Linked DNA regions of Homo sapiens: all the other regions are linked to region 1. Evidence: chromatin loops called from intact Hi-C (ENCODE). Cell type or tissue: Calu3. All regions are shown on one strand.

Region 1 (2,500 bases):
GATTGTGCCACTGCACTCCAGCCTGGGTGACAGAGTGATACTCCACCTCAAATTAAAAAATTTTTTAAAGCTTATTTGCTTCTTTATTTTGTTTACCTAATCAAGGCATTGTCTGATTTCTACACTGTGTAGATATAATTATTCCCTTGAAACTAATAGGCAATCTGTTGGGAGTCAGTTTAAAAACATAAAAATATCCTGCTCCTCATCAAAATTCTTCCTTAGATTTAATATCCATTGGTAATTTGGCCCTGGACCAATCTTGACTATGACAGCTATAAAATAATAATTTTCTAACTCCAGCAGTTTCTCCACATTTACCAGTCAGCACCTGGCATTCTACAACAAGCAAGAGTCCTCCTTTTTCCTCTGTTTATTCACTTATTTATTTATCTAATTATTAAATAAATTAGTTCAGATTCATGGATTCCTGTTTTCTTCAGTGGTTTATGGTCATACTGTCCTTATATATTTTGGTATTTAAATTGTTTCAGTTTTGGGCAACAGGAGCCACTTCCTGCCAGCTCTTTTCCTGTGACATGCCCTCAGCATTTTTTTTAACACTTCCCTTCTCATCGACATAACAAGATGTTTCATTAGCTTCTAGAACTTTCCCTGTCCCAGGCCTACATTTAGTCACTTCTCTGAGGAGAAGAGCCCTTGTTCTTTCAGTAGAGAATGGTATTAGAGGACAAAATCTGAGTACTAGGTGTGCTCATTGCTACTAGACTTTTTTTTTCTTCTAGGTCTTTTCAGCAGCTAGAGTTGGGAAATAGATGCATGTATATATGTATGTACACAAATATACATATACACTTACAATATGCATATGCACATATGTATACACACATACACACATTTACCTGAGCACACCTGCATGTATATACACATACATTTATTTTAGAAATGAGTTCATACCAATGCTTCCAATTTAGAGCACACTCTCTTAACCACTATGTAATCATTTTGTATGTGCTTCCACAATGGCTGAATTAAAGATGAAAGATAGAATCCAAAGTGACTCAGAGAATTTCCTCTGTTCTATTTATGATCACTACAATTCCTGCTGAAAATTTCTGCCCCCTTTTTGGGAAGCAACACTGTGTGTCCTTGAAGATTCAATTTTGTCTTTGTTCATGTCTGAGCTCCTTCTCCTTGCAAGACTGTGACGGGAGTTGAGAGGACAGAGCCTGAATTTCTCCTAGAATTTAGAGTTTGTGACGACCAACTATTTAAAATATTCTTTGGTAATCTACATAAATTACCCCAAGTCCTAAGACAGCAGGTAGTCTGTCCACCAAAGGTATAAGCTGGTACTGGGAGGTTGATGAAAACCAAAGGCATGTAGGCAAAGTCTCTTTCAGGTTAGAATGTAAGAATGGTGGTAGCAAAGGAAGATGGAGTCCCCTATATCTTTAGGTGCTAGAATGTGGGGGAAGATGCAGTCCCCAGAGATGGACACAAGGTGGCTCAGTGAACCTGTTCCCTGGTGCTCCACATCTCCCTAGAAGGAAAAAGATAACTATGTTCAGCAGCAGGCAGTCATTGGACATTATGGCAGCTGCCCAGCCAATCCTTGCAAGCTCAGCAAGACAACCTAGAGTGAATGCAACCAACCGGCCTAAAGGGTGATGACCCTAGTCCCATGGACCATACCTGGGTGCAACACAAGCCTTCAGGGGAGTCACATTGACTGGTACACATTGGTTTGAGCTTTTCTTTATGGCAGTTGTGTTGAGGCAGGAGTATGTCATGACTTTGGAACAAGAGACCTGAGCTCTAGTCCTAGCTCTGCTGATAAATATGTGGTCTTGCATCACGGTATCATATACAAGATATGACCTCTCTGAGCATCAGATACTTTATTTATAAAATGAAAAGAGTGCAAGATTGTTACATGAATTTGATATAATAAATGTAAAGCCCATGCATATAGTTAAGTCTTAGATAAATGTAGACTTTGTTAAGAACAATATAAAAGGTCATAATATGTAATATATGCTAAATCCTTAGATATGTCCCCAAGTAAAATAGTCTAGACTGCTTTATAGAAGGCCTTAGAGTCTGATATCAGGAGAGAACTGAACTGGACCAAATACACAACCATTCTTTTTAGATGATTTCTTGGTGTGGATTGGCAACAGCTAACAAGACTGTTTCCTATGTCCATTAGCCAGAATTTTATAGCAATGTAATGGTTTGGATTCCTGTTTTTTGAGATTGAAGTTTTAGCTGCTTTTGTAACTGAAAACATACCCACTCTTGGTCCACTGTTATGCTAAGAACACCTGAAATATTGTATTTTCTTTGGAACTTAAGTTGCCAGATACGGTGCGGTCAAGGGCTGAAACTAAATACAAGCAGCCCCTTGCTGAAATATGCTCTGAGTGGGTCTGCTGCTGTCACAAGCAGCGTTTCTCCCTCAAAGAGTTGGCATTCCTCCAGTTTTCCCTGCCCGTGATCACACATCCACAAACCAGCCAGCATGGCTAGTTCCTCC
Region 2 (2,500 bases), 160 kb after region 1:
TCACTATCATTATTCAAGTAATTTTCACATAGTAGGTCACCAATATCGGATCATTGAATAAAACATATACCTTGTTCAATAGATATATCAGAATTTATACATCCAAAGGTTTGTTAGCCTCTTTCATAAAATGAGCTACAATCTCACTTCATAAGTTAAAAATAAACATTCATTGAATCTAAGCTACAGCTTTATGCATTGAAAACATTACCAACTTATTTACATAGCACATTAAAATTTTACAAAGCACATTTACAGGGAGAGAATTAATTTAATTTTCTTCCACACTATGTGATACAGCTCTAGTGCCAATCATAAATGACAAACCCTTAATACATTTGCCCATCTGGGCTCCTCTTTCCAAAGTACCTAAGTATCTAGTGAGGTGCAGTGGCTCATGCCTATAAATCCCAACATTTTGGGAGACCGAGGCAGAAGGATCATTTGAGCCCAGTAGTTCAAGACCAGCCTGGGCAACATAGGGAGACTCCCATCTCTACAAAAAATTAAAAAATTAGCCAGGCATGGTAGCACATGCTTGTGCTTCCAGCTACTCGGGAAGCTGAGGTAGGAGGATTGCTTGAGCCCAAGAGGCCAGGAGGTTGAGGCTGCAATGAGCCATGATCATGCCACTGCACTCAGTTTAGGAAACAGAGAGAGACCTTGTCTAAAAAAAAAAAAAAAACAAAAACAAAAACAAAAAAAACAGTTCTAAGTTGTAGTTGAAATCTGCAGTAACTGTTTAATCAATGAGCTTCTAATGGTCTTTTTATTATGATTATCAAATGTCTATGCAAACATTTCTTCCTCTGAACTTCACCCTCCTGAAAAGGGGCAACTGTGAATGACTATTCCCTTTCTATACCAGTTCCAATAGCACAGTGGAGAGGGGAGGGAAAAATAAACACACACATTTCTAACTTTCCAGCCTACTGACTGGTCTGCCCTTTCCCCTGGCCAACATCCTCAAAAATATGATAATGAAGTGGTTTGTGTGATTGTGAAAGAGTGTGTGCGTTTCCCTGGGCTGGAGCCAAGGGAGAGAAAGAAGGTATCCAAACACAGCTGCAGTTACCTCTCCCCGCTCAGTCATTTCAGGGAAATGGACTCAGCATATCTGGAAGGAGGTCAACTGGGGGACAAAATAAAAGGCTCTCTTGGTTGGTTGGTTCTGCACAGATCCTGAAAGCAGGCTTCAGGCCTATACTATAACAATCCCTCTGACTTTGGCAATAAAATGAAGGAGAAACATCACAGAAAATACCAAAGGAAGAACCAGTCAAATCCCATTATCACAAACTCCCAGAAATTTGTTTAATTATTTTAATATTTTCAATATAGCTGACTGGAGTGAACATTAGTTAACATGAGTAAGTGATAAATTGGATCTAAATTGTCATTTGTATCTATAGAGATGTTGCTATAAAGAAGTATGTCCAAGTTAGATTTTCACCTAGGCAGGTTGGGAAAAAAAAGATGAAAAAATATGTGCATTCTAACTATTTTCTACAAACTATATACATAGTAGATTATTCCATTGTTGACACTTCTGAATCATATGGCCATGGAAATTAAGGGGATCCCTTAATTGAACCCCTCAATTGAAAGAGGAGCAAACTAAAGCACAGAGTACATTGTCCATATAAACAACCACTTAGGGCTGCCATCTTCAATGGGAAGGTCTCTCTCAAGTTATAGACTGAAATCTAAGTCTGGCCCAGCATTCACTGGGCACCTTATTTTCTACCTACATTTTCATAAGATGTATCACAAACTTCAGCAATTATTTGTTGTGTACTATCTGCTATATATTTATGCAAGTTAACATTGAAATAATAAAATGAGAAGCCATTAGACAGGAACCCTGGGTTCCTACCTAAGGAAACTAAAACCTAGCTCAGCCTCATTTCATGCAAGAGGCTAATTTAAAAGAAATGAAACTTAAGCTCAACCAATCACATAGCCAACTGGGCATTGATTATTGTCTTGAACTTCCCACCAAGATAGTCCAAATAGGGCAATTTTCCAAACTTCAACCAATCAAATAATTTCTTTGCTCTGCTTTCTCATTCACCCTGTAAAAGCTTTTCCATCAACCACCTCTGCTGAAGCCCTGAACCACTTCCAGTCTAGAGCTGTCCAATTCATGAATTGCTGTCTGCCCAAATAAACTCTTTAAAGGTTTAATCTGCTAAAGTTTCTCTTTTAACATTAATCTTCTATTTAACATTACTATAAACTCCTTGAAGGCTACCACTATGGCAAAATGATTCTGAATCCTCCTGCTCCTGACACCTCCTGGGAACAGTGCTGAAAATCCAACATTGACTAAACCCCTTTCATTGGCAAATAGGCCCAGAGGGGCCAAGATGAGGGAGACAGACTCAAAAAAGCTCTTGTCCTCCTAAAGTTTAAAATGGAACAGGCAGAGCAACCTAAACAGCTCTAATACAATTTGCCATGGTAAAAGTATAGACAGTTCTGTGTGAATGCAGGTAAC
Region 3 (2,500 bases), 140 kb after region 1:
CCAGAGGAAAAGAAGTCATGAAATGAAAAAGATATTTGCATATGCATGTTTATAGCAGCACAATTTACAATTGCAAAGACATAGAACCAGCCCAAACGCCCATCAATCAATGAGTGGATAAAGAAAATGTCATATACATATACGTATACATATACATATACATATACATATACATATACATATACATATACATATACATATACATACCATGGAATACTATTCAGCCATAAAAAGGAACAAAATAAGGGCATTCACAGCAACCTGGATTATTATCCTAAGTGAATTAACTCTGGAATGGAGAACCAAACATCGTATGTTCTCGCTCATAAATGAGAGCTAAGCTATAAAGATGCAAAGGCATAAAAATGATACATCGGACTTTGGGGATTCAGGGGAAATGGTGGGAGGGGGCGAGGGATAAAGATTACACATTGGGTACAGGGTACACTGCTCAGGTGATGGGTGCACCAAAATCTGAGAAATCACCACTAAAGAACTTATTCATGTAACCAACCACCACCTGCTCCCAGAAAAACCTATTGAAATACAAAATACATTTTAAAAAAGAATAAAATCTAAGTGCTGTTAAAACCCAAAGGAGGGAGTCAAAAATTCCACCTGAAGGATAAAGAAAGCTTTCACAGAATTGATGATTTTTGAACTTAGCCTTGAAGAACTGGTTTGGAGATGGACTCTAGGTAGGCAGTGGAGGAATCATTACTGGTGGTGGTAAAAGGGCTGGAGCAAAAGTTCAGAGGTGTTCTTCTTTATGAAAGAAGTAAAATCAGAAAGTAAAAGAAAGCTGCCTGGACTAATATCTTATCTCCTCTTTCTTCCCATTTTACTTGTCCTGAATCTATTACTCTTATTACCTGTCTGAGGCACATATCTCTATTCCATGATCTATTCCAGCAGGAGAAGCCCAAACTTTATACAGTCTGTCTAATTCCATGTTCCTTCTTCACCTGGCAAATAGTAAAATCATGTACAGTCCTGCACCACCTAACAATGTTTCAGACAATGATGGACCACATATATGATGGTGGTCCCATAAGATTATAAGACCGTATTTTTACTGTAACTTTTCTATAGATAGAATGTTTAGATACACAAATACCTACCATTGTGTTACAACTGCCTACAGTATTCAGTACAGTCACATGCTGTACAGGTTTGTAGCCTAGGAGCAATGGACTACACCACAGAGCCTTGGTGTGGAGCGGGCTACACTGTCTAAGAATGTATAAGTACACTATGATGCTCGCACAATGATGAAATTGCCTAACAATGCATTTCTCAGAACCTTTTCCCATCATTAAGCAACACATAGCTATATTTAGTTATTTCAGCTGAAGTGTTAAAATTTATAATATCTAATGCTTTACCCCTTCCATCGAGTTTTCCCCAGTCTGATCTCTGCCAAATTAATCTTTTCCGGGTTTGTGTCCCACAGTACTTTGAAGCTTTCTTGTAACACTTAACCACATACTATCCTTACTCATAATGTTTTGACCCTTGTTTGTCTCCCCTACCAGGGATAACTTTCCTTTGGCAGCAGAGACATATTCATAGTTAACTGTTTATATTTAACTGAAATGAATCAACCTTTTCACAAACAGAATATTTTGTGGGAAAGTAGAGAAGAATGCGAACATTTGTTTTTATTAATAAGTGATGACATGATGAAAATATTGGCTTCAGAAGCTGACTGTTTCACTAGCTTTGTACTATCCACATTTTCAGTAGGCTCTGGGTTTTTTGTTTTTGTTGTCTTTTTCCATTTTCAGAGATATGTCTTGATACAATGGCAGGGTTTACAACACCAAGTGTAAAACCTGCTCAAAAGGCTGGGCTACACTTTATAAAACCTTCTGATTCTTAAATGCATTTTATTTTTGGCAAAAACTGATAGAAGTTGTTGTTTTTAAAAACCCAGAAGCTTCTTTAGATATCAGGTCATCTTTACTATTCAACATTGCAATGATTTAAGTGCAAATAAACTTAGATCGTATGGATTAATTTTCCTTTTAAAATGCATGAGGGTTTGAACTGTTATGGTCCTATATTATTGTACTTTGACTTTGTCATTGAAAACAATGTAGACAGACATAAAGATGTTAATGTGTTCTAGGCAAAATAAGATTTACGTAGCCTTATCTATTTTTCAATTTTTGGTAACATAATTAGATGACTATTAAATTCATTTATTTATCCAATAAACCTGTATCAAATGCCTTACATAAAGCTTCATTATATGTTACAGCTCAGCCTTCTTCTCTCCTAACTAGAAAGGATGAATTAATCTTTCTTCTTAGCATCCATTTTCATCTCTTAAAATGTCGTTAATTCTTTTTTTTTTTTTTTGAGACGGAGTTTCACTCTTGTCATCCAGGCTGGAGTGCAGTGGCGTGATCTCGGCTCACTGCAACCGCTGCCTCCCGGGTTCACACCATTCTTCTGCCTCAGCCTCTCGAGTAGCTGGGATTACATTTGTATTTTT

What was found. Hi-C counts contacts between places; a loop is a spot of excess contacts. Peaks named below come from ENCODE experiments on the same cell type or tissue, not always from the same donor. Only the 100,000 strongest peaks of a DNase experiment are listed, where the experiment ranks them.
Region 2: a loop joins it to region 1, with 4 times the contacts of the local background. A loop is called at or near these places in 7 of 110 quality-filtered maps.
Region 3: it touches region 1 in a loop (2.2-fold over the local background); 4 of 110 quality-filtered maps call a loop at or near these places.

The regions. Positions count from the first base shown.
Region 1 is chr3:177,776,906-177,779,405 of GRCh38, reverse strand. No RefSeq gene overlaps it. Among named protein-coding and RNA genes, the nearest start is that of LINC02015, 39 kb to the left of the region's middle. In Calu3, a CTCF peak has its summit at 1,434 (motif pointing right); a DNase peak (open chromatin) is centred at 1,475.
Region 2 is chr3:177,613,732-177,616,231 of GRCh38, reverse strand. The region is part of intron 2 of LINC00578 (long intergenic non-protein coding RNA 578); the gene reads right to left. Among named protein-coding and RNA genes, the nearest start is that of LINC00578, 170 kb to the right of the region's middle. In Calu3, no CTCF peak of the experiment used is centred here; a DNase peak (open chromatin) is centred at 1,031.
Region 3 is chr3:177,632,872-177,635,371 of GRCh38, reverse strand. All of the region lies in intron 3 of LINC00578 (long intergenic non-protein coding RNA 578), which reads right to left. Among named protein-coding and RNA genes, the nearest start is that of LINC02015, 180 kb to the left of the region's middle. In Calu3, no CTCF peak of the experiment used is centred here; a DNase peak (open chromatin) is centred at 1,451.